3 separate regions of the Mus musculus genome follow, and regions 2 and 3 are each linked to region 1. A link is a loop called in an ENCODE intact Hi-C map of the cell type or tissue named here. Cell type or tissue: left cerebral cortex. All regions are shown on one strand. Each heading gives the region's core, and the rest is flanking DNA. Links, peaks and the distances in the headings are about the cores only.

Region 1 (11,097 bases), core at 2,126-10,125:
ATTTTCCTCATTTACATTTCCAATGCTATCCCAAAAGTCCCCCATACCCTCCCCCCCCAACTCCCCTACCCACCCACTCCCACTTTTTGGCCCTGGCGTTCCCCTGTACTGGGGCATATAAAGTTTGCAAGTCCAATGGGCCTCTCTTTCCAGTGATGGCCAACTGGGCCATCTTTTGATACATATGCAGCTAGAGTCAAGAGCTCCGGGGTACTGGTTAGTTCATAATGTTGTTCCACCTATAGGGTTGCAGATCCCTTTAGCTCCTTGGGTACTTTCTCTAGCTCCATTTGAGCGGTTTCTTAAAGGTGACAAGTTAACTTGCGGCCCTGAGGCAGCTAACAGTGCCATGAAATTCCCTCTCAGCCTGAAGTCAGCCTGGAGATGAGAAATGGGCTCATGCGGAGCAATGAGCACGTCTTCACGTTCTCTTAACCAGAAGTTAATGCAGCCGAGAGACTGGAGCCCACCTCCTCCTGCACAGGCCCCAGAAGTGCTTCAAGGAGCTAATGGCTGAGAGGATTCTCCTAGATCTGGAAGAGGAGACAGTTAGCAAGCATTTGTACCTGGCTACTTCTGCCCCACTGTTGGAGGATGGCAGTGAAGGGACCATGCCTTCCATGCAGCAGTTGGTGGGGGTCATCATGGGGCATTATTCTGCCGAGGCAGGCGCTCTTTTGCTAAACATCATATTTACTTTTTAAATAACCTAACTTCCCCGCAGTCCAACCAATCATATATTAGGACACACTTTGTTGCTATTTACAGCTAACTGTGTTTTCAAAACCCCAATGTGTCTTACACCCTGGATTTCCAATTCTCTGAGCCATTGTGGAGCAGGGTGGTATAGGTCTATATTTCCTCCCAAGTGGCCACAGAGAGCCTGGGACCACACAAACAACCAGGTGTTCCATCTGTTGAATGCTACCCTTCACCTCTATGTTCTTGTTTGTCTGTTTGTCTGTTTGTTTTTTTTCTTACTCTCCTCCCACTGAAGTTAATTGAGTTTGCAAATCTGCCTGACAGGCAGGTACTTACCTTGGTGACACAGACAGATCCTAGAATGCGTTCTCAGAGTGTGTGAAGGGAGAAGAAGTGGTCAGATCTGTGAAAGGAAGAAGAGAGACTATAGACAGCAGGAGACATCCAAACCAAGGACTCTTCCAGATCACTGTGAAAACTGATTCAGCCGGGTTTCCAGCTACCACGCTGAGACGGAGCCTCCTCCTGGAGGCACGCAGGTCCTGGACCTACCCAGGAGAGCTGACCACGCTGCACTTGCCTGTGACCCACTATCGAACTTCATGTTGCACTCAGGGAAGGAAGCCTCTAAGGATCCGAATTCAAGCTGACTCTCCTGAGCCATGCTCCGGGCTCAGGCCTATGAACACAACCATTCCCATGTTAACCTTCATGCTGAGAAGCACAGCTATGGAGGACAGAGCTCTAAGGTGAGCCGGCATTGACTTTCATGTCCCCTTATATAGTATTACCTCCCCTTAACCATGTGCTGGCCTGCTGAGAATGCCAAATGGCACTAGTATGAATAGAGTATGGTTTTCGGTAACAATGAAGTTTGTGTGCTTGTTTGTTTGTTTTGGTAAAAATGGAATGGTCTATTGCAATGATGGTCTTTACCTATAGCACCACAGACCCATGAGCACATTGTCCTGAAGCCTCTGGGGCAAGGAAGCATCAAAAAAGGACAATGAATTTTGCTGTTATTGTTGCTGCTGCTGCTGCTGCTGTTTAGACTTTTTCCTTTCTTTGTTTTATTTTAATTTTTAGACAGGGTCTCCCCAGGCCTTGGTCTGGAATTTCCTCTCTAGCTGAGGATGACAGAGAATTCCTGGTCCTCCTGCCTCTACCTCCCCTGTTCTGGGCTTACAGGCAAGCATCCTCACTCTCAGTTTAGTAATAAAGATTGTTAGTTCTACCTTATAGTTATATAATGTATTCTTTTCATCCCTATATAAGAATTTACAATCTTGAGAGAGCATCCTTGCATGTGGGCTCCATTAGTGCATGTCTTTACATGCCATGTTACTATAATTTGTGACACAGTTTTTTTTTTAATTGACTAGCAGTAAAGTAAAATAAATTGAAGCAAAGTTCCATAGCAAAAGGGAAGAATACTGAAGAATCATCATGGAGGAGTAAGATCGTAGCAGCAGCCATTGCTACATTGCTAGGCTACACTCTGACAGCAGCTGTCTGAGATTCCATTCTCCTGGGGGAACAGCCTGTCCAAATTCCACCAAAAAAAGTCATAAAAATATTTGAGCATAGAGGGCAAAGGATGAGCCTCTATAATGCACATATTTATATCCATAGATATCCCAAAGCCATAAGGGCTAGAAATCCCGGAGGGCAGAAGTCAGCTGCTCTATTCTCTGATGGGAAAAATCGAGGAGAACTGTGGTTATCAGGGTTTCCCAACTCATCCATGGAGCTGCTGGGGGTGGGGTGAGACCAAGAGACAGAGAGATGGGAGAAAGAGGAAGGGAGAAAGCCAGGAAGCGAAAATAAGAACGGAGGCATGCTGCTCTACTCTTTTAATTCTAGCACTCCAGAGGCTGAGGCAAGACTGTGGTCAACCTGAACAGGCTCTACTCACAAGAGCAGCTAAACAACACAAACCTAACACAATGGCTTTAAATAATGCAAAAGGGGAAGAAGGAGGGGGATGAGGGGGAAGAGGAGGGGGAGGAGGAGGGGGGAGGAGGGGGAAGAGGAGGGAGGAGGAGGAAGACAATACCTCAAGGGCAGCTCAGAGATGGATGGGTAGGGAGGCAAGGAAGGTGGAGAGAGATCTGAATCGAATCGGGTTGGGGTAGGGAGCATGAATATGATCCAAATTGATAATATGAAATTCTTGAAGAATTAGTTAAAATATTACTTTAAGGATTAATGAATAAACTCCTTTTGAGATGAAAACTAAAAAAAAAAAAAAAAAAAAAAAAAAAAAAAAAAAAAAAAAAAAAAAAAATCCTAGGGCAGGGAGACCTCATCTCACTAATCTCACTAAATAACAATAAAAGAAAGCCAGCAAAAGAGGGACTGTGGTCCTGTCCACAAGCACACACTCCAACCCCCTCCGTCCCTCTGGGTCAGAAAGACCCTTGGTTGGATCCTTCAGCTGATTTTATCACAACTCCCACTGAATAAAGAAAGCCCCACTAAGTTGCCGTGGGCATCTCCTCAGCCTTGCTGTCTTCAGTGTAAACATTCCTTTGGGTCTTTCCTTCTATTCTTTCTTTTTCATGTTTCACAGAGTTTCCTCCATGGGATAATTTTGTGATGTCCCTTATCCTGCTACCTCTTTTCTCTGGAGTCGCCCCTGCCCCATGCATCTCAACCCTGCTTAGGGCTGTTCTAGACATGCGGGCCTGACCCCTCCCAGTCCTTCCTCTGTTGTGTTTCTCTTCTTTGATGAGCTGGGACGAGAGAGACCTTCTCTATGTAACACACAATACAACATCTTCCCCTTCACTTCCAAGTTCAGGCATCTGCAATTATGTTACATTGCATAGCAAGTGGGAATAAGGATTCATCATCAGCTAGCCTGACAGAGTTTTTCCTTAAAGTAAGGTTAACTCAGAGAGAGATGCAGAAGGTGGGGAGGGAGGAGCTAGACTGATAAGATGTAATAAGAACTTGACCCACAATTTCTGTTTTGGGAGATGGAAGAACAGGCTGGAAGCCAAGGAACATGGGTGGCCTCTAGTAGTTGGAAAGGGAAAGGAAATGGAGTCTCTTCATGAGCTTCCAGAAGGGAACACAGTTCTGCCAACACCTTGATTTTTTTTTTTTAACTCAGTGAGACCAGTTTCTGACTCCCAGCCTTCAAACCTGCAAGGTAATGAATCGGGATTGATGTAAGCCATTAAAGCGGCTGTGATCTGTTCCCACAGGAACAGCCCAGTTCAGCACTGCTTGTGGAATGCACAACCACTGCCAGGCTACCACAGGAGGCAGCCTGTTGTAGGCTCGTACTGCCCAACCCTATTCACAAGAGGAAGTTGAGTAGCAGGGCTCCACCTCCTCTCTGATTTAGTGAGGAGGAGCATTACCTATCTCAGAAAACGAATTCCAAGATTCAAGTGCATTGGTGCAACCCAGAGAATGGGAAAAAGGAAGGTCTGGGCACCCTAGGGTGTCTTCAGCAACAGTTGATAGAGGCAGAAGACCCCGGATCAGGGCAGAGATTAGTCCCTAACAGATATTGTTACATTAGGCCTCCACCTGTCATTGTCATTCTCTTCAAGAATTCACAGCTTTGAGACAAAAGGGGAGATGTAAAGAATTGTATCTGGGAGCTCACGTGCATATAAAGTTGCAAATAGTGGCAAATTGTGTGTTGTATGTATGCAGTTCAATGTTTTTTTTCCAACTATCTAAATCTTTGTCTTAGAACATGTGTTGTACTTAATGATGCACGTGGGACCCTGTCACCCCAGGCACCCCAGAGACGCGCATCCTCAGCGCCTCTTTGGGTCCCTTTCCCACTATGAAAGGGACGTGAAAAACCTCTGCACTTTTCCGATCTGGCTTGCCCAGGCCACCGAATCCTACCCTGTTGAGTGCTCAATAGTACGCTCAACTTTTGCACCAATCGCACTCTGGGCTCAGTCCCCAGACACAAACTTTTTGTGAATCCAAAGAGAACATCCAACCACAGGGAAAGACTTTCTGCCACTTCTTCAGCCGCTCAGTAGCTGCTCCAGGCATCGGTCTCCTGAAGCACCACCGCTCGGATACAGAGGGGAAGCGGGTGCTCCCGGGAGTTGCAAGCCAACCCAGCTTCTTGGCCCAGGCTCCAGCGCGTTCTGGAGATGTACCTTCCAGAGCCCTGCAGTAAGCTGGGGACACCAGGGACATGCACACCTAGGACAAGCAGATACACTCCTACCGTCGCCAGGCGCCACCTGCACGCCGGGCGCCGCCTGCAGCCTTCGGGCATCCGATTTAGGGGTGCCAGTGCAGAGACTCCCGCCTGGGCAAGCAGCCTTGGCGCACTATTCTGCAAAGAGTTAAGAGCCGGCTGTTAAGACTCCTGGGGCCGCGTCTGGTCCCCAGGCCCCGCTCACCGCTCCTGATTGGCTGATCTCCTGTCAGTAGTAAAGAGGATCAGATAGCAAACTTGGGACCTTCATAAAGGCGTGGTGGCGGTACTCCGCGACCGCTGGCAGCCTATGACATCAGCCAGGAACGCCTAGGATGCGGCTGTTCCCGGCCACCCTCAGAGGAGGAGGGTCCTGCCTGCTGGGAGTTAATTAGCCTCGCGAGCGGCGAGGGGGGAGGCGCCAGTTTTCTGGGGACACTGGCGGCCACTGTGCGTCCTCCTACCCAAGGGAGCTCCCCAAGAGTTGGATGAATTCTGGGTTGTTAGCTGCTGTCCTCTGGGCTCCCGGGAGCCAGTTTCTGGTGGAAAGCGGGGCGCCTGGCCAACGACCAGCGGCTTGCTGAGACTCACCATGACACTCCTGGGGTCTGAACACTCTTTGCTGATTAGAAGGAAGTTCCGATCAGGTAGAGTAAGGCGTTCAGCACTCCTTAAACTTTTCATCTCTACCACTCAACTGCTTTACAATGAATGCTTCGGGCCTGAGGTGGCGGCCTTCCCTCTGTTTCCCCAAAATGAACACTGTGTTTGACTGAATGCCTTCAAATGTCTTCCCTTTGACCTGTGTTAAGTTTGAGTTTTGTTTACGAATAATCCAATGTTTTACTTTATTTTACTATATTTTCCTTTATCGGTAAATAGACATTTTTAAGGGGACGACCCAAAAGGAACTGTGTTGAAATGGGCAACTCCAGGATCTGAAGTTATAGAGTGGGCGCGTTATCAGTTACAACCGCTGAGACAATGTGCCTAGGACTGTGAGACGTCTAGGGGTCACTTAACATGTAGCTAATCCAAACAAATGTATTTCCCAAAAAAGTCACTTGGAGGAAGTAAAAATAGCGAATTTGGAGCACACCAAGAATTTTTAAATGACATCACCATGGGGGAAAAAAACCAGCGCCACAAATATTTTTTCCCAAACCATCTGATATTTATAAATGGACAATTTTCCCTAAAATTGTTGTGTTAGTGGCACACAGAGAAACTTCTGGAGGGACACTCAGGAGAGGTGAGTATAAGGAAAGGGTACGTGGGGGCCTACAGAAGACGCAGGATTGTGTTCCCTCGTTCGCATCCTGGAAGGGCTACCTAGCTTTGCCCATTCTTGCTTTTATAACAGTGGTAACAGGGCCATTCAATGATGGCAGGGCACCTTCTAAGAACGAACATTTTGGTGGATAGCTCTGGTGTGAGCCTTCCATGTAACAGGTGCTGGCTGATGCTGGTGCCACTCACTCTGTCAATTCCCTTGGTCCTTCTGAAGGAGCTACTCAACTGTTTGTCTTGAAATGAGTGGCTCAGAAATTGTGCACAGTGGGTGATGGGCCATAAGGAGCCTCTGTAACCACCTCAGTTGTTCCTGATCCTTAGGTGTGGATGGGACACTCTGGGGATTTCTTGAAGGATTGTTTAGTGAGGCAAGTTGAAAACTTAAGAGCTGAAGTGGCCAGGAGCCACAGTGCCTCTGGAGGCCTGGGGTGTGTCTCCTAACCACTAGCCACCGGGGTCAGCCATGCACGTTTGTCCTTTCCATGTTGAGGTGAGGTGGTTAGTTTGTTCATCAGAGACCTCACATGCTTGGTAATTTGCTCAAAACCACAAGGCAATACTGCCACCTTTCTGAGGGAGCAAGGATGTCATTTTTGTTTTTGCATAAAGCTGAGTTTATTTCAACTGCTCCCGTGCAGTTTAATGGGGTAGACGGAGGGACAGGGAGAGGCTGCTGGATCATTTCTAAAAGGATTTGGTGATGTTCTTGATAGTGGGCTTGCAAAACAGACTTATCAAGGAATTCCTCAGCTGAAATATGGTGGAGAGGGAAAACTGTTTGCACTATTTTAACCCCTAACTCAGTGGATTGTGCAGGCCTGAGGTCTCTACCTGGACCCTGCGAATCTTTATCCTGGAGCTTTGAAGAAGTCCAACCCCACTTTTTTTTTTTTTAAGACAGGGTTTCTCTGTGTAGCCCTGGCTGTCCTAGAACTCACTCTGTAGACCAGGCTGACCTCAAAATCCACCTGCCTCTGCTTTCCAAGTGCTGGGATTAAAGGCATGTGCCACCACTGCCTGGCACCAATCCCACGTTTTTCAGGCATTTTTGTCATAAGGAAGGTAGTTTGTCGAAGCATAATACAGAAGTAGGAAGCTTAATTTAAGCTTTGATTTAAAAGTTGAGGGGACTGGAATCGATGACAGACAAAGCCAGTTGCGCATCTTAGGTGTTGTGCTTGATAATCTTACACAAGAGAAAGAAAAACATTATTGTAAGATTGTAAATCAGTTGATGGCTACTGGTTATAGTTCCTGGACAGAGTGACCATGGTGGACATGTGGCCCTGAGGCCTGCCTGGCCTTGTATTAACTGCCTCTGCCTAGGGGACTTTGCTTCACTTTCTGTCTAAAAATGAATGAGGAAGGTCTCTTGTTCACCTTGATATCTCTCTCTCTCCCTCCCTCCCTCCCTCCCTCCCTCTCAGTCACCCCCATTTCTTTCTTGAGGGATTCCAGCTGCCAACTCTAAAACTTCGTATATAGCAGTGAATATTCACTTCAATAGTAGATCCTGGTAGTATGATTTTAAAATTAATGTTTCAAAACTAACTGAAAGTAAACTGTCTTACGATTATAGCAATGGGCTTGCTGTGATAGGACTCGTCCACCATCTCCAGACAGTCCCTCTCATTCTGAAACTGGCGTGGGCAGCAACCATGTTTTACCAACTCCCTACTTACAAGTAGACGTGTGATTGACTGACCTGCCATGAAAGTTTGGGACTCAGAATGTTTACATCTGTGAACATGTTTAGTGATGTTAATTAATCTTACCTAGCAGAAGCAGGGTGTCATGGCTGAATGTGCGGGTCTCGGTCAGACTAGCTGGGTTTTCAAGCCATCACCTCTTTGGTTTTGGCTATATGACCTTTAACCTAGGCCAGCATCATAGCTCTTCTGCATCTTACGTGCCTCATACGTGGAGAATGCTGGTGACTTCATGGTGCTTAGAAGAGATAAATCTGATAACACAAGTACCTGAGTTAGGACATTGACATGCTGGTGAGCCCTGGCCAAACAGTGCTCAGGACGAATAGCAGTGGGATCATCAATCGCCCGTGGCTTCCTTCTAGACCTTGGTTTCTTAGCTTGTAGATGTCCAGGTGAAATGATGTGGTTTCTTAGGCCACGCTGGTATTGTCCGTGGCTCCTGGGAGGTGTAAAGATCATGTGGGAACAAGTGAGCTGATGAGGCTGCGTGGCCTTGGTGGGCGAGTAGAGGGCAGCTTGCTTAGACGCAATACGGTTGTTATTTTTAAATCGACCACGTTTTACAGAATTCATTTTTCTCATTCGTAATCCAGTTCTTGTAATTGGTGTAACTTTCTGAAGTTTTTTTCTTCATATCATTCTCTGGGTCAAGGGCCCACACAGGAATACAAGCAGATAAAAAGAAAAATGGAGAGGTTCCTTTGTGGGTTTTGTTTCAAAAGAAACAATGCCTTTCCTTGTTTTGTTTTGTTTTGTTTTGTTTTGTTTTGTTTTGTTTTGTTTTGTTTCTCCCATTTCTCTCTGTTACCCATCTCAATCAGCCCAAACCAAGGCTAACTCTGGTACCTGGCATTGCCCAGCCTTGCCCTCCCCACAAGTGTAGAATTGTCAGATTTGGCAAACAGGAATACGGAACACCCTGTTCAGTTTTAATTTTGAACAAACAATGATAAAGCTTTCAGTATTTATCAATATTTAGGATGGAGTTTTCTCTGAAACGCACTTCGTTATGCCTATCGTATTTTCCTTGGCAATCACCTACAGTCCTGGGACTGTTTTTCCAACACTCTGCTGTCCTGTCCAATATCCCATGAGCCTCTTGAGATTTTGGGTCCCCCAAAATACAGAATACATATCTCAGCTAAGTCTCAGCGTGAAGTAGGGACGGCATGAGAAGGAACCCTGGTGCCCACGAGCAGACCCAGGATTCAGAGGGAAGGAGGACAGCAGGTTCATCTCGGCCTTCCTGGCAAAGAGGAGACTCTGATACTGCACAGCTATAGCTAAAAGAAGCTGGGGACAATCCAGGCAGGCAGTGGATGCCCAGGATCCAGGCCCCCACGTATGTGAGTAGTTTCTCCAATGGAAAGCCCAGGTCTTCCTTGAGGGATTTTAGACCCTTCCTGTCCCTCTTTTCTTCGTCCTGCAGATGATGTAGTAGATTTACTGAGTTCCTAATTAATCTAGACCCTTAACCAGACTGGATTGTCTCTCTTACAAGCTGAGGTCTTTAGATGGGGATGGGGACCCCTGATTTACCATCATAGACACTATGGGAAGAAATGTCCACTATATGATAAAAAATATCCCCGTGCTGCCTGAGCCACTAGCTAGTCTTAGAGCTTGGGACAAGAAATTTAACCTAAAATAAGGCCTTTCCTATGACATATAACCTATAGAGATGTCGATTTAATTTGGCTTTTTCAGATCTTGTTTTTGTCCTGTGCAAAACCGAAGGTTTTAACTGATTCATCTCTGAAGCTTTTTTCAGCCTGAAGACTTTACCTTTTCCCACAACTGAATGGCCTTAACTATTTTTGTGAAATTTTAAACAGTACAAGTGTTAAAATTTAAACACTAAAGCATTGTCATAAGAGACGCGTGGTGGCGCACGCCTTTAATCCCAGCACTCGGGAGGCAGAGGCAGGCGGATTTCTGAGTTCGAGGCCAGCCTGGTCTACAAAGTGAGTTCCAGGACAGCCAGGACTACACAGAGAAACCCTGTCTCAAAAACACCAAAAAAAAAAAAAAAAAAAAAAAAAAAAAAAGAGAGACTGTACTGAATTGGGCTTTAAATGATTAATTTTTAAAATAGGTATCTTAATTCATCTTTTAATTAATTAATTTCAAGACCAGGTCACTCTCTAGGCCAGGCTAGCTATAACCTACTACGTAGCCCAGGATGGGTAATACGCCTGCCTCAGCCTCCTGGTGCTGTGATTAGAGACATGTGCCTCCATGTCCAGTGATATTTTAAATCGTTTGTAAAAGGCAAAGACACTTTCAGGGTCAGACTTGGGTCACGTCCCCAAGTCTGATAGCAGTGGATTTATTCATACAGCATGGGCTTTCTCTCCCTATCTGAGTTAGATGCAAAAGCCCGGCCCTTCTTCCTTCCCTATTTTTATCTCCTATCCACTCCAAACCTTTGCACAGACTAAACATTTTACTTATGTACTGGTATATTATTATTCTATGTGTATAAGAAAAATTCTTATCTGCTTTTGGTTTACAGCCTTTTACTCTCTACCACCTAGGCCAGGGCGTGGCATAGAAAGGGAACCCACAAAACATGTGCTCAGAGCTGGATGTCCCTCAGGAATACAGTATGTGCGTAGGAGACTCGGGATTGGATCCTTGGGACTTCAGAAATAAATACGTGTCATATCCCCCAGCTAAGACTGTTCAAAAATCAATAAAAGGCCATCTTTTTTAGGTACGTGGGTATGGGTTGAAATTAACTTAAAGGAGGATGTAGAGAGAGGTGAGTAGACTCTTGAGAATTTCAGCCAGCTCTTCACACGCAAGCAATAGTTACGTCCCAAAGGAGGGCAGTGTGTAGAGAGTCATAATGCAAAAGGGATATCAAAGCGGACGAGACTAGGAGGGGCATGTTCTGAAGACAGAAAGTAGGGTCTACTCTGGAGTTTGGAGGTGGCTATGTGCATAATTGCTCTGGTCAGATTCACTAAGTGAGATCACTTCTGGGCAGATGGTAATGTGTGGCTGTTTACCACCCACCAAGGATTATGACTGAGTTGTGACCTCTGATTCTCTGAAACAAACAAAAAAGTGTTTGGGGGAGAGGGGAGACTGAAGATGGTGCCTGTGTGAGAGTACCTGTCTAGCATGCAGAGGGCTCCAAATTCAGTCCCCAGCACTAGGAGGGGTGGAAGGGAGTAGAAGTAGGTATTTTTTTGTTTTTAA
Region 2 (11,097 bases), core at 1,757-9,756, 260 kb before region 1:
AAAAACAGGAAATCAATACTATGCAAAGTAGATGCTCAGGAAAAGCGTTTCATCACAGCCTCTGGCAGTATTGGCTTGTCTTTATTTGGTGGCTGGTTCTCTTGCAAAATGTAACTCAGTAGATTTGAAGTAGGTTGAATAGAGGGTTCGGTTCCGTTATTTCTTTTTCAGTAAGCAGTGTGAGAGATTAGGAAAACTCAAAAACTAAGGCTGTATGAGTTTTACTCCTTCAGAGTTGGCCTCATGGATGCTGTTTGCAGGAGATTCACATGGGGATCCGGTACCAGAATGAATCAGAAGCTTGACAGTGGTCTCCATAGCACTGACGTCTGGAGCGCATGCTCACTGCACGGTCTGCCTTGGCTCGATCTGAAGCTGAGGAAAGAAGGGGCTTGGAAGGCATTCTCCAAGGGGCAGTGAAGGAGCAGCCCCATAGGATGCTAATTCTAATGATGCTAATTCAGTTAGAGCTTGGCTTAGCTAGGGGATCTAGCAGCTGGGCACTTGGGAGAAAGATGGACGTGTGTGAAAGTGTGTGTGTGTGTTATGTATATATGAATGTATATATTCAGTATAACCACATGAAGACCTCTGCTAGCAGGCAGTCTGTTGTTTGGGTTTCTGGCTTCCCAGCCAATTCCAATGCTCTTGCTTCAGAAGACTAACTAAGAAGCAGATGGTTTCACTAGCTGGCACTTTGCTTCATTAGACTTTGCCATGCTTTGCCTCCACCAAAACTCATGCTAGGGCTTAATTTCTCAAGGCAGGAGGATTGGGAGGTGGGAACTTGTGAGGGGTATCTTCATGGTAGGGGTAGAGCCTTCTTGTTGGGTTTTCTAACTATGTTTTCTAAGACCACATCACTCTCATGCTCTGTGTGTGCCCACTGACCTGCTCTGGGTTCGGCAGGACTTTACCAGATGGCCCACTGGTGATGACCTTTTAAACTCCAGAGCTTTAGGCCAAATAATTTTTTTCTCCTCCATTGTCCTCCCTTCCTTCCTTCCTTCCTTCCTTCCTTCCTTCCTTCCTTCCTTCCTTCCTTCCTCCTCCTATTCTTCCTTTTCTTTCCTTCATGAGTGCATGTGTGCTCACATCTGTGCCTGCATGTATGCTTGCGCATTCACATGTGAAACCAACGGTTAGCTCTGGCTGTTTTCCTCAGTCCCTCTCGGCCTGTTTTTTGAGGCAGGATCAGCCACTTCTCTGGAGTTCCCTTTTTCAGCTAGGCTGCTGGTCAGCGAGGCCTAGGGATGCTCCTGTCTCTGAACCCTCAGTCCTGGGATTACAGGTGTGTGGCTTTTGTGTGAGTATTGGCCATCTAAACCCAGTACTGCATGCTGTGCAGCAGGCACTGCAGTGAATAACCATCTCCCCAGCCTCTGGCCCCTTTTACTTTATACATTACTCACTCTCAGGAAACTGGTGAGAGAAATGGAAGAAAGGACAGAGATAGGCATGGCAACTTGCCATCCTCTCGATCAAGAATTTGTCATTTCTAGTCCCTCCATGTTTTCTTATCGGCAGTCTATCACTTCCTTTGGTCCCATCTCCTTATGTGGCTTTTACTTTAATATTCTTTCCCCCAACCTCTGTTCTTCATGCCCAGAAGCACTCGCTGATACAGGTTTATATATATATACATCTTAATTTAAATCAGTATTATTTTTGTGTGCGCGTGCATGCACGCATGTGCAGACACACACACACATTGTTGTATGCAGCTAAAACCTTTGTCTTTACCTATTGAGAAAGCTTTCAGTTATGAGAGTTCATGAGGAAAATTCATTAGGAATCTTCTTGGTAAAACTTTGCCCTTCCTGAGCCCAAGTCTCTTTCCACTATTCACTTTATCCAGAGAGTACTAATGATGCACAGTACTAAGAATGCACAGTAGTAAGGATGGACAGTACTAAGGATACACAGTACTAATGATGGGCAGTACTAAGGATGCATAGTACTAAGGATTCACAGTACTAAGGATGCATAGTACTAAGGATGCACAGTACTAAGAATCGACAGTACTAAGGATGCACAGTACTAAGAATGGACAGTACTAAGGATGCACAGTACTAAGGATGGACAGTACTAAGGATGCACAGTATTAAGAATGGGCAGTAGTACTAAGGATGCACAGTACTAAGGATGCACAGTACTAAGGATGGGATGCACAGTACTAAGTATACACAGTACTAATGATACAAAGTACTGGATTCTGAGGTATTCAGATTCTGGGCACTTATTTTATTTTATTTTTTAAATGTTCCTTGTATATTTGTGGGAAATAAGATGAAAAAGTCACCTGATAATTTTATTCTCTTTTGTGTCCCATCACTGAGGTATAATGATGTTATGTAATAACCCAAACCCAGCACCTGAAGTCTTAGTTATAAGCACCAGAAGCCATTCTTATCAGTATTGAAGCATGGAGGGAGACTGGGGATTGGTGGGAACTGGGCAGCCATTAGAAGTGTTTAGTTAAAAGGTTCTCAAAAATCAGCACTCCGTTCCCACATTCCTGTGCTTTGTGTGAAGCGCTATCCTAGAAATGTTTTTGTAAATATATTTTAGATTAATTTTTTATTTTCTGTGTATAGGTGTCTTGCCTGCATGTATGTCTGTGTTCCACCTGCATTTCTGGTGCCTACAGAGGCCAGAGGGGCATTGGATCCTTTGCATCTGGAGCTACAGAAGGCTGTGAGTCACCATATGGGCTCTGGGTCTCCTGGAAAATCAACAAGTGCTCTTACCCACTGAGCCATCTCTCCAGGCCTCCAGGGATCTGTCTCATGGCCACCTTTCAGCATATGCTACTGGAGAGTCTACACCAGCTTTGCTCCTTGTCTAGCAAGATCAAATGGTTCTCAAGTTCATCTCTAAACCTTCCCCTCTTAGGACCCATCTTTCCTAACCTTCTTTTCTCACAACACTCTTATCATATCTGGGTGTAGAATCAATCTGACTATGCCTTAGTGTGCATAGAGTTCATCCGACTGTCTAGCATGTATGTATTCATTTATATTTGTGTTGCTAGTTGTTTGATTTCTTGTTAATCCTTTCTCTTGTTTTTGTTTTTGTTTGTTTTTGAGACAGGGTTTCTCTGTGTAGCCCTGGCTGTCCTGGAACTCACTTTGTAGACCAGGCTGGCCTCAAACTCTCTGCCTCCCAAGTGCTGGGATTAAAAGCATGTGCCACCACTGCCCAGCTTGCTAATCCTTTCTTGAGTTCCCCCTACCTCCAACTTTCCCTTCCCAAAGTAAATCTTTCACCCCCAGTTCAGGGACAACATCTCCTTAGTGTTGTCTATAGCCAAGCAAAACACTAGGCCCAGCTTAGCCCTTTGGTGGGTATGGTTAACTTGTAGAGAAGGTGATCATAAGAGCAGGGGCAGAAAATGCATAAGTGATGAACCAATCAGGCATTCGAGTTCCAGAATGACCTGTCTGCTGGATCATGTCATCTACACATATGGATGATTCGGGAAATGGCCTTTGGAATGGACCATATCAAGAAGAGGAAATGTTCTAGAGTAGACAGGATGCCAAGCCTAGCTAGGAGGACCACCCACAAAGGTTGCTGTGGAAAGAAGAGACAACCCTGGAGAGGGATGAAAGAGTCAACGGAGGAAGAGACTGGACAGATGGATGGAGGACCACAAGGTGACCCAACTAGGGGGAGAAGGAAGAGAAGAGGCTGCTGTAGGTCTTGAGAGCAACAAGTTTACATGGGTTGGTTTATATTGTTGGATTAAAGCTGTTTGGCTAGGGAAAATAGTGTAAATAAGATGAATATAAGCCATCTGGCTGGTATATAGATACACAATAGGGAACTATACAGCTAATTGGGAGAAAGTTGAAAAGAGTAAGAAGCATGTTTTAGCTAGTGCGGGTGTGTCCCTGAAAACCCTGGGAAGTGGACGGACACAGAACTATGGTGACCTCACACAGTGAAAAGGCATTCTGAGGCATCTCAGCTCCTTTCGATCATTGCCAATGCTCTCCGAAGCTCCTCGAAGTCGGGAGCCTTTGACAAGACTTCAGGGACAGCCAACAGTGATGACTGAGGACATGCCAAGTTTTGTGCTGCTATTAATTAAAATTTACAACACAGTTAATCTGGCTGCATTTACATATTTAACAATATGGATAATTGTTATTGTGTTGGGAAGCTTTCACGAATGAATGGTGACCAGATCCCATAAAGGCCTGGCATTTGTGTTTCTTTGCACAGTTCAGCTGAGCTTTTACAGATTCTCCTCGTCTTTGTGAGGCCTCCAATACCCCAGAAGCAAAGCCAATGTTAACAATTTTCTGTGACACCAAATTAATCCTCTACACACACACACACACACACACACACACACACACACACACACACACACACACACACCTTCAAAGACAAAGGCGGCCCTGGTTTGGTTTGTCAGGAATGTGTTCTCAGCATCTTGCCGTCTAGCCTCTTACTACCTCTCCTGCCTTCATCCCTTCTCACGGCCATTCTTCCCTCATAGGAAAGGTTCTTAAGCAACTGCTCCTCAGCTTTCAATCTCCTCAAGATGTCAGAGGGCTTCCTGTAGTTGTAAGGACGGTCTCATACTTTCACATTTCTCATTCCTTTCTGGAAAGTTATGAGGCATGTGTGTGTGTGTGTGTGTGTGTGTGTGTGTGTGTGTGCGCGCGCGCGCATTGGGGCCTATGCAACATGGTTGCCTGTATCCTGAAGCCTCTATGCTTTTGGAGAAACATAAGCATGTTCCTTTAACTTGCTTGTTTCTAGAATAGTTCTTTGAGAAGGAGATAATTATATCTCTAATAAGTGACTTAGAAGACATCATGAGTCAAAGGTATTCCTGTTCTTTCATTTCACAAAGCAAGAAACCACGGAGTTTCCATTTTTCCTTCTGTTCAGTGGATTTTGAATTGATATCAAAGCTTTGCTACTAAGGAAGGGTATACCTAGCCTCCCTGAAGAATAAAACATAGGACTTACTGCTGATGATAGGAAAGACTAGCTGATCTCAGGAAAGAGAGACATAACAGATATCAGTTAGCTACTGCTGCGTAATATTCCACTCCAATAGTCAGTGTCTGAAACAACCACCATTCATGCTTGTTCACATGTCAGTATGTCTGTTGGGAGTTGACAGCTCTTAGCTACATCTAGATTGTTCTCCCTGGATTTGGCTTCTAGTTGCAGGTTATACTAGGTCCTTTTCACGTTTATTTCAGGCCCTACAGTAACGGACAGCAGCTACACAATGGAAGGAAACTCTTTACAGGGAAATGACAGGACGCAAGTCCTCAAACATCAGCATACATGCATGCTACAAACGTGACGTGTATCATATCTGCTAAAATCTCAGTGGCTAACACAAGTTACATGGCTGAACCTAAAGACAAAACCAGAAGAGGCTTTGATACTAACAAAGCCACCTCAGCTTTCTAGGGACACTCTAGGACTTAGGAAGTTCACATTGTGGGAAATCTGTCAGCTTCAAGCAAACTTGGATGGTGGTACCCCAGGAAAAGTGTATTCTACCTTTAGTTGGAGAATTGCAAGGTGATACAGTCATGGGGCCATGAACGAAAATTAAGGTAAAGATTAGGATCTGTTGGTTATTCAGTTGACCACAGGGTGGCACCTATCACTCCAGAACGAGGAGCTCTATATTTATCTGGTGGAGACAGCTTCACGTCCTACTCGGATGTGTGGCAGGCCTATGGAACATTTATTTGTGTAGAACCTCATTTGATCAAATTGTGTTCTTGTGTCCATGTGGTTCCTTGGAGCAGGTGGTGAATGGGAGATGTTTCTTGGGCGATCACTGTAGGTCCAGATTCTGCTGCCTTGCCTGGGTTGGAGAAATCCTGCCAAGAGCTGATGGAGTAAGTGTTGGAGATTGTTATTGACCCAGGGGCTTTCTGTCTCGGAAGCCCAAACCCTACTCCTTAAAAAAACATTGTTTAGATTTAATTAAAACTTGAGGCTCAGTAAATGATAATAGTAAATGCAAAAGCCATATTCTAGCTTCCTTACCCTCCAGTACCAGCTGTGTTTGCAAACAAAGATGCTCACCTCTTCTTTCTTGAGCAGTGGAGAAGCAAAGCATGGGTCAGTATCAGGAGCGATGCTCTGGCCCCAGGGTGGCTGAAGACAGCAAAGTCTCTTATGTCTGGGATTCTTAGGAGCATCCTGTGAGGAGGCGGCAATGAAGGGTTTTACCAAAGTAAAAGGGTTCCTATTTGTAAGAAAAGCAAAATCTATGTGGTCTGAGTGAACCCAGGAACGTTGTCCACCCTTCTTCTGTCTTTCCTACCTAAAGAGTCTGCATTTGTGGAATGTGGTGCTTCGTGCCATGGCTTCTGTGGCCTTCCTTTAACTTCACCGACAACAAAGGACTGAGAGATTGCAGCCTTGCTACCTAGATGCTCGGATCCAGATGCCTTGCTACGTAGACGCTTAGATCCAGCATCTGAGTCAACGTTTCAAGGAAGTCAGACACGGCCGTTGCTGGTTATTTATACTGACTGATGTAACTTGCTCCTTACAAATCGCTTATTGCTATTAACTGAAAGTGATGAGCTCATGGCTGGAAAAAAAATTTTAAAAAAAGAGAAGGCTTTAACAAAATGATGGAGTTTGGGAGTGCTTCTCCTGGAGCCAGTTTGTTCTGGATGGAGGAGGAGGGAGTAGGCTTCAGAGACCTCTTCCAGCAAATTTACCACGATCTTCTAAGACAGGGGGATCAACTACATATTCCAGGAAACTGGGTGACTTTACTTACATGGCGAAGGTTTCTGAAACAAGTCACTATTCAGTGACTATGACACTTCATCCCTTGACCTCACAAGTATGTTTTAAATTATTTTCCAAGCTTAGACTCTGGATTTTAAAAGAATGGTCCTATTTTAGGATGGATTGTGCCTGTGAAGTTTGAGTCTAATATGAAGTGAGTTGCATGTAGCTGAAGCTTAAATATTCATGATTCTTCACAAGTGTCTGAGGCCCAGAAATAATTTTGGCATCCTTTAAATCAAGAGAACGACCTGTCCATTTCACTTGCTTCGTGGATCGCCTCAGCTAGCATAACTGGTGTATGTTATAGACAATCAAAGTCTAAGGCACTTAAAAGGAACTTCATACATTTACACACACACACATACACACACACACACACATACACACACATGAGAGAGATAGATAGAGAGATAGAGAGATAGAGAGAGAGAGAGAGTTGTTGCCTAGAACAAAGAGGAAACATAGATTTTTTTCACCCCAAAGTCTTTATCTAAGAAATCAAGAACTTAAAAACCATGGAACAATGCTGGACTGTGGTGACGCACATGTTTTTTTTAATCCCAGCAATCAGATGGTAGAGGCAGGTGGATCTTTGAGTTCGAGGCCAGCGTGCTCTACTGAGCAAGTTCCAGGATAGCCAGAGCTACATACAGAGGAACCCTGTCTCAAAAAAAACAAAGAAGGACACAAAAGACACATAGCAAATAGCACAAACAGAATTCAATGTTATGAAAAACTCAGAGCTGAGATAAATGAGAATACACTGTTGAAATAGGGGAAGTCTGAGGAAAGGGGCAGTGTGCAGTTCAGGATGGCTATTCAGGCAAAGCAGGTAAGGAAAGGTGAAAATGAGACGAAAGACCTGCTTAGCTACTGGACCCCACCCAACTGATAACTGTCTGCTTCCTCCACAGCATACTGGAAATCAGTCCCTGGAAATTTCTAAATATACTTTCTTTTAAATTCTCACATACCAGTCTTTGCTTCCAACCATAGAACAAAATAGGTTGTTGGTTAAAGACTATGAACTTTCAGTTACAAGGCAAACAAGTTCTTGGGGGGTGGGTTGGGGGGCTGATACACGCACAGGAGCTGTAGACATGGCTACTGTTATTAAGAAAGAGGTTTTCATGTCTTCCATCCCCCTTACACAAAACTGGTAACCGTGGTGCTGCTATATTTTTCATTAGTTAAGAATACAATGCACACATATCAAATCTCACGTGGTGGCTTCAACTATGTATGATTTTACTTGTAAATTAAATATCTGAAAAGACAACAAAACTTTAGAACGAACTACTATACTTCCATGTGTGTTTGTGTGTATCTATGCCTGTGTGTGCGTGTTTGTTCAGGTGCAACATATTCATGTATCACTAACTTAAAACATTTAATTGAATAGATTTAGCATGTCCCCAGAGTTATGCAACTGCTAGGAGTCAGTTTTAGGACATTTTCAGCACCTCCAACACACAGACTTATGTTTTTAGGAAGTCGCCTTTTTCTTATTGGCTCCGAAGTCCTCTTCAAATTATTTTTGGAATAATTTTTCTACTGATACTATATTAATAGAAAAAGAAAAACTAAATTTAAGTCTAGAACATATCCTGCCTGTAAAATGGAAAATCGAGATCACTCCTCTTCCCACACCGTAGTCACGTTTTATAAAGGTGCCATTGCTCTATGGCAGGCTGCGTATACAGGGGTCTTGGCTTCTAGAGTCTAGTCTTTCATCCACATTTACATATTTTATTCCTCGATAAAATGCTTCTTCCTTTAGTTTCTTTTTTCAGTGCTTGGGAGTGGCTTATTCCAGCTACTGGCTATTTTAGTGTGTGTACCTTACCCTCCAAAGGGGTTACAACAACCTGACTCTCCAGATTTCCTCATAGCAACACCCATGCCTCTCTCTTTCTGCCAACTAAAACGCATGTTCCACCCTGGCTCCTCGCTTTGAACACGAATAACTTTTATAAAGGTTAGTGTGTGCGTGCGCCAGTGCGTGCGTTTGCGTGTGTGTGTGTGTGTGTGTGTGTGTGTGTGTGTGTGTGTGTGTGTGTGTGAATTCTCATAAAACAGGACATTGAGAGCGGGGCGGTTGTGGCACATGCCTTTAATCCCAGCACTTGAGAGGCAGAGGCAGGCGGTTTGTGAGTTCGAGGCCAGCCTGGTCTACAGAGTGAGTTCAAAACAAAACAAAACAACCCCCCCCCAAAAAACCCCCAAAACACAAAAAACAAAACAAAACAAAACAAAAAAAACCAGGACATTGAATTCTATTGTGAAAGTTGTCTGCATATCAGAATGTCAACTTTCTGAGAAAAATCTTTGTACCTATGTTTTTTCTTTTCAATAGGTAATGTTTTACAGCTTCCAAGACATTTGCAAATAAAACATTTATGCTTCTACTTCATTCCTACACTTCTCGTATATTCTGTCTGCTTGGATTCCAGCTTTATTAGGAAGCCAGAGCCCCCTCATGTTAATTTTAAAATTTGGAATACGATAAGTTTTGTAGGCTGATTCTGATGCCAGCCTAGAGACTGGGACCCCTTTATTTATATTTCCAATTTCAATTGCCATGAGAGTTGTTTACAAAAGTGTCTTAACACGGACAAACCCACAATAGCAAGGGAATGGGCAGAATGAGGGCCATATTTTATTTTTCTAAGCCAGTTATATTTATTTCCAAGGACTTAGTACTAGAAAAATCCAAGGAAACTATGTGTAATACAGCCAGGGAAAGCCAAGTGACTTTTATTTACCTAAAAAAGGGTTTACTGCAGAGTAAGTTTGCAATACAGTTCCTATTCCCGTAATCCAATGTCTTCTGTTAACTTCCTAAGATTAGCCAGACAAACCCAGGCACTTGTACCCTGGAAGAATTGCTCATTTTCCGTGCTCAGAGCACAGTTGAAGGTACCAGAAACTTAGAACTCTTCCTTGGAAAGCCCAAGTTTGTTGTCAGACTGTGAAGATCTTTGCATCCTCCCATCTCCTCCTCGTTTCTCTCAGTGTCTGCTCCACAACTAAGCATTTAATGGGCATCTCTTCGATTCCCTCACATCCTTGACTTGATCCTGACTGCAAGTCTACAAGAACGACACCTCAGTCTTGCTTGGTTGCTCATCGCAGCAATCATCCACAACTGACTATTTCACATTTTTTGTTTGTATTTATGGTACCCATGAGGCCAGAAAAACTGTAGTGTTCACTGTCTACGGCGATGGATTTTTAATGTCTTTCCTGCTCCAGAAGTCAACGTGTTGAGGTCATAGTTCACATCTAATGGCACTGTGGGAGGTTGTGGAACTTTTGGGATGTGGAACCTAATTAAAAGGAATTGGGTCATTGGCATATGTCCTGGGAATGGTAGATTGAAACCCCAGATCTTCTCCAAACTCCACCCCCTTCCCTAGCCACCAAGAAGCCAATGGCTTTACCATACCAAGTTCTCTCTCATGGTGTGCTGCCTAATACAGCCTGAATCACCATGGAAAACTGATGGATTTGAAACCTCCAAAGCTGTGAACTGAAATAAACCTTTATGCTCTTTAATTTGATTAACCATAGGTATGTGTTATAACAGAAAGATGACGGGTATGCTAATAGCTCAGATATCTGTTACTAGCTGTAACACAGGGAGGGGGACGACAGAGACAGACAAGCATTATACTTTCTGTTAAAATCATCCCCTATGTTTGAAATTCTATGTTTGATCTGAGAATAGTTGAATATTTTATGTAGATATGTATAGTGTGTGTGTGTGTTCATGTGGAGATCAGAGGACATTCTCAGATGCTATCTAACACCTTTCCGTTCTCTCTCTCTCTCTCTCTCTCTCTCTCTCTCTCTCTCTCTCTCTCTCTCCCTCCCTCCCTCCCTACACTCTGTCTTTGCTAGAACCTGCCCAGTAGTTCACAGGTATCCACTTGTCTCTGTCTCTCCAACTTTGAGATTACGTGTATGTGCCACCACTCTTAGCTATGAGGTTTGGTTTTGTCTTCTCTTTTTTTTATAAATATAAAATGTGTTTTTGTGGTTTACTACACGTATGCCAGTGATCCATGTGTGTAGTGTGCTTTGAGCCCAGAAGAGGGCATCAGATCCCCTGAACTGGCACTACAGAGGCTTTGTAAGCTGCCTTGTGAGTGCTGGGAACTGAACTCGAATCCTCAGGAGAAGCAGCCGGTGCTCTTCACTGCTGGGCCCTCGTTATCCCCACTTTTTTTAAAAAATATTTCACATCTCTTTATTCTTCAAAAGTTCAGTTTCTGGGTATCACACAACACAGTGAGT
Region 3 (11,097 bases), core at 1,917-9,916, 71 kb after region 1:
CTCATTCCTTCTAAAGAAACCTACACGTGTGTGAAAGCGAGGAATTGATACAAAAATTATAAAGCAGACTTATAAAGAATAATGATGAGTTTAATAAACCACATCTCCTGCACTGATGCTCACACTGCCCTGATGCTCACACTGCCCCGATGCTCACACTGCCCCGATGCTCACACTGTCCTGATGTTCACACTGCCCTGATGCTCACACTGTCCTGATGTTCACACTGTCCTGATGCTCACACTGCCCTGATGCTCACACTGTCCTGATGTTCACACTGCCCTGATGCTCACACTGGACCCCGAGCTACATTATACACTTCACATCTCCCCTGAGATTCCCTGATCCTGCAGAGTAAGTACCACTGAAGCTGAGGACCATAGAGAAAAAGCTATCACCCTATGAGTCTAAATGTCTGGGTGAATTCTAGGATCACACAGAATGTCACTATCTCTATCTCCCAAAGCCACAAGATGGCAACATAAGATCCCTAAGAGATGTCAGTGCAGAGTGGGGAAGGAGGAATAATGATATGGAAGTGCTTTCCACCCTGGTTTTGCAACACTCTTCTCTAGAAGGAAGCCTCTAGGCCACTCCCTTCTCTTCTGGAAGACTTCAGTCTTCCTGACCACCAAGAGATTGTCCCACAGACAGTGGAATAAAATATCTACTTCTGGAGACCAGAAGTGTTTAGATTTAAAATGTATTTGCATCTATTCATGATGCATATGTTTTGAGGATAGGATCCACATCAAAACACAGAATTCACTTGTATCTTAGATATGCATATATACTCATAGCCTAAATATAATGTAATATTATATATATATATGTGTGTGTGCATATATATATATATATATATATACATATATACGTGTGTGTGTGTGTGTGTGTGTGTGTGTGTGTGTGTGTGTGTGTGTGTATGAAGCTAAGTTCTGTGCTATGGCCTTTTCTTCTCATGGCTTCTTGTCAGACTCAAAAAGTTTTGAATTTTTGAAGCAATTCAGATGTTGGAATATTGGATTATGGATGCTCAACTTGTATTTGAAATTATTTTCCTACTGGAACATCCATCCAGATGAGGGGAAGCTACAGTGATGTTTATTCAAGGTCCAGTTTCCTGGAACCATGATGGTTACTGGCCACTGTCATCCCTATCTCTACCCCATCACAGCACACTTCAAGTTGCCAAGAAGGAAATGTGAAGTGGGAGGAGGAGGCAGGCGTGAGAGAGAGCAGGCTGGATGTGCACTCCTCCTGCGGGAGTCCCTCATCAAAGCATCTCTCTTCCCTTGCACACCCATGCTGAGCTTTGCAGTCAGACGTCTTTGATAACATCAAACGGGCTGTCAGACCACTTGCACATATTCTTCTGACAGCAAACCCCTTGGCTTCTGGTTTAAGAATGGTCGTTCTTTTCTGCTTAACCCTAGCAGAGGGGGAAGAAGGGGCCAAGCACTGCAAATGCAGGGGCTGCTTTTTGTCTTTTCTCTCAGCAACTGTGTCTGAAAGGCTAGAACACCGAGGCTCTGAGAGACGAGCAGCTCTCACAAACCCATAGGTTTGTGACAGATGGTGGGGTTTAGGGGTTCAGAGGAGAACTGTGAAGCTCAGTTATGGCCCCCTAGGAGGGGTGTGAGGACCCCTGCCCTTTTGTTGAGTCATAGCATAGAAATGTAGGGAAGGAAAAGAAAAGAATTATTCTTTTCATGGAACCCTCAGCAGACAGAAGCCTACCTCTCATAAAGACATATGTGACCCTACATGTGCAAATACATGGATCTAATACACATGTAAAACACACATACTATTTTACTCCTGTATTCTGGCACTTCTTCTCCTTTTATATCTACCTTCTATACATATATACTGATATAAAGATTCATATAAACATATATACATAGGGATACATGTACATAAGGTATGTACTCATACACACATATTCTAACATGCATATATACCAGTGTGAACATTCATAAACATATATAACAGACACATACATAAACACATACATGTACATGTATGAAATGCATGTATACACATATAATCAACATGCATGTACACATACATGTGTGCACATGCCCAGGAAGGTACTCATACTTATTACTGCATATATATACACATATATATGCATATATATGTCACTATGTATATTAACAAAGGCATGTACATGCATATATACACAAACATGTGTGCACATGCATGCTCACATATATGGTCAACAAAGAAGCATGAATGTTTACAAATACACATGCATATACTCACACATATTCCTATACTCTGACACTCATATTCATAGTTCTATCCATATACACACATGCACACATACAAACACTCCTATACAATGAGACACATGTAGTTCTCTCTTTACACATACACTAGAACACCTCCACAGGCATTATTCATACTTGTGCACACATGCCCTTTCCCCTCATTTTGCTTGTTCTCTTTTTTTCTCAGAACTTCTGCTCCCACTCTCCCCATTTCCTTTCTTTCCCGATCTCATTATTATGTAGAGCTCTCCTTCAGGGTGACCAGATGTCCCAATTTGCTCAGATCAAACCAGAAGTAAGTTCCATCTTCTGGAATTGGTACTGACATTTTCGCTTTATTTCTCAGAGGTAGCTTTGAAGTGGGTGACATATTGGAATGTCCTCCTATAGGGAGCCCCTGATAATACCAGGACAGGAAGCTGGTGTGAACGCAAGGGGGCTTCAGCTGAATGATGCAGCAGCTCTATTCTTGTGCCTTGGTAACACTGCAATTTGCATTTTAGGATCTCACTCCTGGCTCAGAAAGTGACAAGAATGATGCAGCCTCCCAGCCAGGCAACCAGTCAGACCCTGGGAAGCAGGTTCTCGGCCCCCTCAGCACCCCGATTCCTGTGCACACTGCTGTAAAGGTATGGACTGGACTAGGCCCCAGCCTGTGTCTGAGGCTAGGCTCCCTGAAGCCATGCGAAGCAGAGCTTTTCCCAGCGGTTCTGTTGGCATGAGGAGACTTACATGAAAGCAGACACAGGTTCAGGCAACTAGAAAAGCCACAAAGTGGCACGTGTCATCCATGCACATACTCTCAGCACCAGGGAAGCCTGTCGGTACTGGGTATATAGCTCAGCCAGCGTGTCTGTGGCTTGGATTTCATGAGCCTGACAAGGTGGTACATGCCTGTCATCCTAGCACCCAGAAGGGAAAAAATAGAAGTCAGTGAGTTCGTGGTCAGTCTGGGCTACACCACACAAAATGGAAAATGAAGATTTTCCAGGTTCACCCTGAAGAAAGATACAGCTGACTGCAATGCACATGAGACTTGTAAGGATCATAAAACACATCCAGAGCAGTTGTATTTATGTGACAGGAGCAGGACTGAAGCTGTGGGTATTGCAAGAGCTCTAATGCAATGGGGGAAAGGAGCATGGGAGGAGTTACGCCCACAGGAGACAGCCAGCAGTGACTACTGTATTTCATACTTATTTTCCCAGCATTACGTCCAGCCATTCGCAGAGAACTGTCTCCTAATTAGACATTGCAGCCATTTGGCTTTCTTATATTACTCTGTACTAGCTAACATCTATTGGATTCAGTTAGGAACACTTTTCTTTTCGATTCTTTTGCTACCTTTAGTACCTGGCGACACAGTTCTGGGAAATTTTTAGGTCGTAAATTAAAGTAATAGTCAATGATACGATAATAGTTTTATCATCTATTAGATGCACATGGGATGGAGAAGGTTCCCATTATTGGTAAAGATGTCTCTAAAGCAGAATTATAGTAGCTCTGCTAATTGAATACTTAAGTTTTGCATAATTCAAATTAGTAAAGCTGTCAACCTCCCCATACCACAAAGATGTGCTAGGATCCCGAAGGAAGAACAGAATGACAGACAGTTGAAAAAATTCATACCCATACAAACTCCACTGGTCCACTGGGCTGCTTGTTTATAGGTGACTGCCCAGAGCCTCTGAATGATCACTACCTAAACCCCAGCTGTTGAAGATGCAACACTTTCTGTTCATCTAGCAGTGGTTCTCAACCTTCCCAGTACTGAGAGCCTTAAATTCAGTTCCTCGTGTTGTGATTACCCCAATCATAAAATTATTTCATTGCCACTTCATACCTTTAATTTCCCTACTGTTACAAATTATAATGAAAACATCTGATATGCAGGATATGACACTGGACCCCCAAAGGGGCACAACACACAGGTTGAGAATCACTGATCTAGAAGGCTTCTTAGAAGGAAACTGCTGAGTTGGATAGAACCACTCAACCCAATTGGCACAATATGATTTTTATAAGGCTGAAGAGAGACTTCACAGATTATTCTCAGAAGCCATAAAAATCCTATAGAAGAGGAAGATACCTAAAAATCTCCCAGAGGTCATGCATAAGCCAGTAAGAACATCATCTCACCCTCTATAGTCTAGCTGGGTTTTCAGACCATCATGAACCATCACAGTGTCTTGTGTAAGTATGAAAGATGTGCAAAGGTCTGGACAGATATCCCTCTAGGAATATGGGAGCTTCCAAGAAGCACATGAAAACAATCTCACTGTGGTTAGTCGTTGGGTAGGTGCAAAGTTAAAGCCCAATGAAATATCATTTCATGTGCACTAGAATATTATCCATCAAAACATGGCAACAACAAATGCCTACAAAGATGTAAGAAAGTTGGAAGCCCCACACACTGCAGGTCTGAATATGAAATGTTCATACTGCTGTGGAAAGGTTTTTCATCTCCTCAGTGAATTAAGAATAGATTTACCATGTGGTCCAGCAACTCCACTCCTAGCTAGACACCTGAAAGAATTAATAATTCTTCACAAGGTCTTCACAGCAACACTATTTGCCATATTTCCAAGTTCAAACCAACCCAAATGCCCACCAACTGATGGATGAATAAAGTCATGGTGGAGCTAGGTCACTGAATATTATTCAGTCATAGAAAAAAAGGGATGCCATATTGACTCCTGCCATTAACGTAATGCCATATTGACACTGCCACAACATGAACTAACCTTGAAAACATGTCAAGTTTGAGAAGACAGACACAGAACATGTTCAACTTGGTTTCATGTATACAAATGTCCAAAATACATTCAACAGGGTTTCATGGATTCAAATGTCCAAAATAAGCATGTTTTACAAGATTGGCAGCTATGAAGAGGGGAAAGTGGGAAATGATTCCTTGGTGGCAAGGCATTCCCTTGGGAACAGTGGGGATTTTATGGGACTGGATAGAAGATGATGTTCACACAAAAGTGTGAAAGTACAAAAATGCCCCTTGCATTTTACATCAATAATAAAAGAGGCTCTCCTGCTTAGGCAGGGGAATTGGAGATTAGATTCCGCTGTTCCTCACTCCATCATTAGGGATGTGACCACTGCCCTGCACCCTCAACATGCTGAGTAAGGAGGGCATACAAACTTCCCAAGATGGAGCCAGCTTTGAAAGTGAGCTGGAGTCAGACAGCAACATTGTTGCCGGCAGCAGCAAGCTTGAGGAGAAGGGAGCAGGAGGTTGGGTAGGTGGTTAGGAGACCTGGATACTGTGATAAAGAACTTATCTCCTGTAATTTGAATCAGTGCTGCATTCGAAAGTCTTGGAGTTTCTAGCCATAGGATCCCCCCTTCCTTTTTCCAGCTGATGAGTCCTACAGCTTGGGACTTCAATGCCACAGTGGATCCATCCCTGGTCCACCCTTAAGAAAACGCATGTGTGCATCTTCTATGTCCTGTGAGTTGTAAAGAGAAAGAGAGACATGCAAATAGAGAGCAAGTATCCCCTGTGCTCACAAAAAGAGTGAAACTGTACAGGTGTGTCATGTCAATAACCTTTGTTACACACTATCTTCTGGAATGTTCCTGATGCCTGCACTAAGGCAATATAGGGGAACAAAGGCATCCTCAGCACCCTTGAGTCAGCAACAGTCCCTACCTATCACCAGACCCTGCAGAAACTCACCCAAGACAGAAGTATGATTAATTAACCAGAAGGCCAATCGAAATCGATTAATGAGTAGAATGAAATAAAGCCACCATGCTCACAGAAATACTCCCAATCATTATTCATTAGTCCCAGAGAGGAAGATTCAGAAAACAAAAGCGCCTGCAGCTTACAAGGTGCCCAAGTCAGTAAAGATGGAATGCTGGAGTGTTGGAGGTCACTCTCAAACGTGCTTCTTGAAGTTGTAGTCTGGAGGCTGCCCTGGAGACTGTGCCTGCCAGTTATTCAGGAGCTCCCTCTTCTGTACAATGGTGGTACTGCGCTTTCCTTCCAATTTGATGCCCATGCTCTTCCTTTGAACCACCTTTGATAAAATCTGATTTGGATTTTATTTTACTACTCCATGACAGTTGACTTATAGTTTCTTCATATATAAGGGCCCTTTGATTCCCAGAGAAGTTTATGTATAGAATTATCCTTCTAAAGGACCCTTGTTACTTTTATGATCTTAAAAAAAAAAAAAACTCTGTGTGTGTGTGTGTGTGTGTGTGTGTGTGTGTGTGTGTGTGTGTGTGTATACATGGAAGTATATGCCTACTACAGCACATATGTAGAGGCTAAAAGACAACTAATGAAAGTCAGCTCTTCACTCAAGGCTTGGCAGCAAGTGCTCTATCCCCTAAGACTGCACCCTTTTATGATCTTTATGCTGAACACTAAGATGCAAACAAATTTTTTTCATCTTGTATGGGATGAAACTTATATATAGTAAACTTATATCATATTGATATTCAAACACTTATCTTAATTTCCCAAAGTTGTGCCCTTACTCCCTCATGGTGTGCAGATGATAGTATATGGTTAGTGACTCCTGGAAAGGGTGTGGGGTGTGGGTAGCCCTCCCCACAGTAAGGAATCAGTATTTCAGAGGGTGTGACTTCCTGCTAGATGTGGGTAGTTTTGAATGTGAGTGAAGGCAAGTCTCCAGGTGTATTTCAGTTTGAGAACCATATTCTGGGTCTGCAGATACAATGTTAGCAAGTCAACTTACCATATGTTTAACTTGAAGTGCTTGCTTACATACACTCTCATGAGTGACCCCCACACCAGAGTGCTAAGATATCTATAGGTTTTATATAAGCTACTGAAACATAAGCTTCCATTGAACTCCACTCCAGGAAAGCTCCAAGAGCCCAGTAAGGTGTAAGGTGCCTATGTGCCGTGAGGGTGGTGATTTGTAAAATCTGTTCATCTGATACATGAGTGCTGTGCCTTACTGTATTCCCAGAATTTGAGGGAAAAAAATCTTCTAACCATCACCTACAACACAAGCCATCTCTCCCTTCTCTTTGCAGTCCAAGTCTTTGGGTGACAGTAAGAACCGCCACAAAAAGCCCAAAGACCCCAAACCAAAGGTGAAGAAGCTCAAATACCATCAGTACATCCCCCCAGACCAGAAGGCAGAGAAGTCTCCCCCACCCATGGACTCTGCCTATGCCCGGCTGCTCCAGCAACAGCAGCTATTCCTGCAGCTACAGATCCTCAGCCAGCAGCAGCAACAGCAGCAGCAACAGCAGCAGCAGCAACAGCAGCAGCAGCAGCAGCAGCAGCGGTTCAGCTACCCTGGGATGCACCAAACACACCTCAAGTGAGTGCCTCGAGCTGAGGTCAGATGCTTGGGACCAGTGTGTCCTGTATTACATCATGTCCTTCTGTGATATGTTTGGCCTCTGACTCCCTTTAGAAACCATGCATACAATCAGACCTACGTGGGTGGAGCTTGGGACAAGTCACAGAGTAATTGCCTACAGGGGTCAGTGAGAAAACAAATCAGTAGAAGAGGATGGGAGAGGGAAATCAATAACGTGATCTAGACAGCATATGCAGAAAATCCCCAGTGTCCTTCCCAGGACACTGAATGTTGTGATAGAGTCCGAGGCCTAGGGAAGCATGCAGATCCACCCATGACCTAGCTGAAGTAAAGGCAGGCTGAGAGGAAGCAAATAAATCAATGTTCTTTAGAGGAAAGGGAAACTCATAGTGTTTCCAAACTAAACTGTGGAATGTCTAAGAATACAGAATTGACTTTGCTGGCAGTTTGAGGTCACTGCTAAAGATCTATGTGTCAGCTTTTGAGACTGGCCCCTGAACCCAGGCTGTGTGCCTGTATTGCCAGTCCCTATTCATATTCTACATGGTTGGCATCCTCACCCATACAGTTAACACAAGGATTATTTCACCTGCCTTTGCTTCAGCTAGGTCATGGGTGGACCTGCATGCGTCCCCAGGCCTCTGACTCCATCACGTCATTCAGTGTCCTAGGAAGGAAGCTGGGGATTTTCTGCATATGCTGTCTAGATCACGTTATTGATTTCCCTCTCCCATCCTCTTCTACTGATTTGTTACCTCACTGACCCCTGTAGGCAATTACTCTGTGACTTGTCCCAAGCTCCACCCACATAGGTCTGATTGTATTGTATTGTATTGTACTGTATTGTATTGTATTGCATGTGCCTTTTGTTTTTCAGAGAACCAAATGAACAGATGGCCAGAAATCCGAATCCTTCTTCAACACCACTGAGCAATACCCCTCTATCCCCTGTCAAAAATAGCATTTCTGGACAAACTGGTGTTTCTTCTCTCAAACCAGGCCCCCTCCCACCCAACCTGGATGATCTCAAGGTAAGCAATGTGACCTAATTTTCTTGAGTAAAACATAGATGAGGGAGAAAGTATGAGAAAGACCCATGGGTGTCACAGAATTTACAGTGCAATGGCCAAACTCAAACCTACAGGTCCTGCCTCGGCCTCCCCAGGCTGATTGAGCGATCTGTTCTTTTCTGCTGCACCTGAGATTTCTCATTAGCATAAATGAATTAAGTTGGAGTAGAGCTTAACAGAGAGGGAAGGTGTGCGACTTATAAAGCTTCCAGAATGTCCGAAAGCAATGGTAAATTTCTTGGTGAATTTTTGGCCGTCTCTGGTGAAACAGGAAAAAACCAGAAACCATGGGATTGCTTTTCATGTACCACAGAACAATCCATATAGCTAATGTGCCTATATTTCTTCCTAACATTTTTTAGTTTTAAAGTCAACTTCCTGTTAGGAAGTGCTGACTGTACTGAAGAAAGTGGAGTGGTTTGCGCTCTTTTATCCAGTTGTTAAATGAGTGTCTTGCTCCTCACTGAATAAGAAACAATGTTAGCAACCCTCTGTCAATATAGTTTTAAACAATTTCCTCCTCTGTCCCCAAATCTGGGAACTTCTGCCCTGATGTAACAGCTTATTAGATGGAATATACACGCCAGCAACTTATTACAGATCACAGGGATCTATATTCACTCAAATGACACTGGGTTTCTAGTTGAACCTGGTATGTTTCAAAGCACTCCTTAAGATCAATCGACATGTTCCCCTTCTGTCCAGTATCCATATGGAGGCAGAGCAGGATGGATAAGGTCTCTACAGTGTATGAACCTTATCCACACACTCATCAGATGGCCCCTGTTTGTCTGGTTCCCACACTACCTACTGCTCTCCAAAAACCATCTTGTAACCTTTTTTCTTTAAAATCCTGTATCCTTAAAGGTCCTCATAGACTTCACTGAACCAATCCTGGCCATTTCTCCATTATCAGTCTTCATTATTACCCCCATTTCTGTCTCCAACCCTTAATTTGATTTTTGTGGGGTAGGGGATAGCAGTTATTCCAAATTGAAGAATATTCCATGGCTGCCAAGAACCAATAAGATAAGCCTGATATCAAAGGTCCCTCTATTTCTTCTACAAGTCACCCGAGGCTTGTTTCTGTCTGGCATCTAAACACCTACACAAAGATGCCAAATTTATAAAAAAATAAAATAAAATAAAATAAAATAAAATAAAATAAATACCCTTTGGAGCAATGAGGTCAGTCCTTCCATTCCCCAAGTCATAAATCTACAGAGATAAAAGATGACATTTTATCTTGAAAGCATTACACTAAGTGAAATAAGCCAGCTGTGATGGCTCAAATACCCAATGAGTTGTCTTAACTCACACTTGAATAGTCATAGAGCCAGAATAGAAGTTATCAGGACCATCCCAGAAGGACCATAGAAAATACTTGTTTAACGGCTGAAAAGCACCAGAGAAAACACAGTCTAGAACTTCTGGTGCCATTAAGCAAAGGAGAGTTCCCAAAGCTGGTTCCCTCTGTGTGCCCAAAATCAGAATCATTGGTTGGTAGCAATCTCATAATTAGGACAGGTCAAGAACATGGTGGTCTTAGTAAAGGTAGCTAGCATTTTTTTTAAACTAGCCACTCAATGCATATTTCTATCTGGTAAGGTCAATCTTATCAGCCTAGTTTTTAAAAATTAAAAATTAAAAGTCAGAGACTTGAAGAGGTGCAATGACAAGCAAGTTAGTCAATTTATAAATGATGAATGGGGCTCTAGTTTAAGTGGCCGATAGCAAAGGCTTTGCCATTACTGTGAAAGATGAGAAGAGAAAGAAAGGCTGAAGGGAGGAAGCTTGACTGGATGAGACCTCTCAGTTGGTGTGTGAGAAGGCATGGCTCTGAATCCTGGGAACGTTATACCAAGAGCAGAATTGCAGGGTTCAAGAAGGATCAGAGACAGGTTTATTCTGGTTGGGGATACTGAACAGCTACCAAGAGCAAACCTAGCTCCTTTCTAGGATATGAAACACATTAACCTCACTCAGGTCAGCTATGCTGCAGGCTGTGGGGTCAGGAACTAGAATCCTTGGCAAAGTGAGCAAAGCCAACACTAGGAAAGTGAATGAAATAGCGAGAGAGAAAGTCAAATGCATGGGAAGGAAAGAAGTGGGAGGAGGCGAGACAGAGAATAAAGGAGCACTCGCCTCTGTGGAAGGATGGAATGGGGGATTTAAGAAGGTGAGCCTCCCTTGAAATGATCAGGAAGGTAATACAGTAGAGCTGGTGGTTCTCTAGTAGATATTTCACAGTGTAAAAGTAAAGAGCACTGAGAGAAATTGGGTTCCTCCTTACGGAGATATCAGGATCGGGGAGATGATAGCCCTGTGGATAAAGTGCTTGCCACAGAAGCACCAGGACCTGAGTTTGATCCCCAGGACCACCAGTGACCCCAGCACCAGGGAGGCAGACACAGAGGGATCTCTGGTGCT

What was found. Peaks named below come from ENCODE experiments on the same cell type or tissue, not always from the same donor. Only the 100,000 strongest peaks of a DNase experiment are listed, where the experiment ranks them.
Region 2: a loop joins it to region 1, with 2.7 times the contacts of the local background. A loop is called at or near these places in 4 of 42 quality-filtered maps.
Region 3: a loop joins it to region 1, with 2.5 times the contacts of the local background. A loop is called at or near these places in 8 of 42 quality-filtered maps.

The regions. Positions count from the first base shown.
Region 1 is chr11:65,264,079-65,275,175 of GRCm38, reverse strand. It overlaps Myocd (myocardin), which reads left to right and starts at 5,187. Exons shown (of 13, transcript NM_146386.3): 1 at 5,187-5,532. The coding sequence starts at 5,478. Gm30586 (a long non-coding RNA gene) reads right to left here and starts at 5,251. Exons shown (of 3, transcript XR_001780238.2): 1 at 4,913-5,251; 2 at 1,039-1,105. In left cerebral cortex, for the core only: CTCF peaks have their summits at 4,918 and 6,748; DNase peaks (open chromatin) are centred at 5,083 and 6,730; H3K4me3 peaks cover 873 bases.
Region 2 is chr11:65,525,480-65,536,576 of GRCm38, reverse strand. No RefSeq gene overlaps it. Among named protein-coding and RNA genes, the nearest start is that of Gm26128, 95 kb to the left of the region's middle. In left cerebral cortex, for the core only: a CTCF peak has its summit at 5,644 (motif pointing right); DNase peaks (open chromatin) are centred at 6,707, 6,984, 8,224, 8,442 and 1 more place.
Region 3 is chr11:65,192,599-65,203,695 of GRCm38, reverse strand. It overlaps Myocd (myocardin), which reads left to right. Exons shown (of 13, transcript NM_146386.3): 7 at 2,777-2,902; 8 at 7,302-7,594; 9 at 8,475-8,628. Among named protein-coding and RNA genes, the nearest start is that of Arhgap44, 35 kb to the right of the region's middle. In left cerebral cortex, for the core only: a CTCF peak has its summit at 6,248 (motif pointing left); a DNase peak (open chromatin) is centred at 6,244.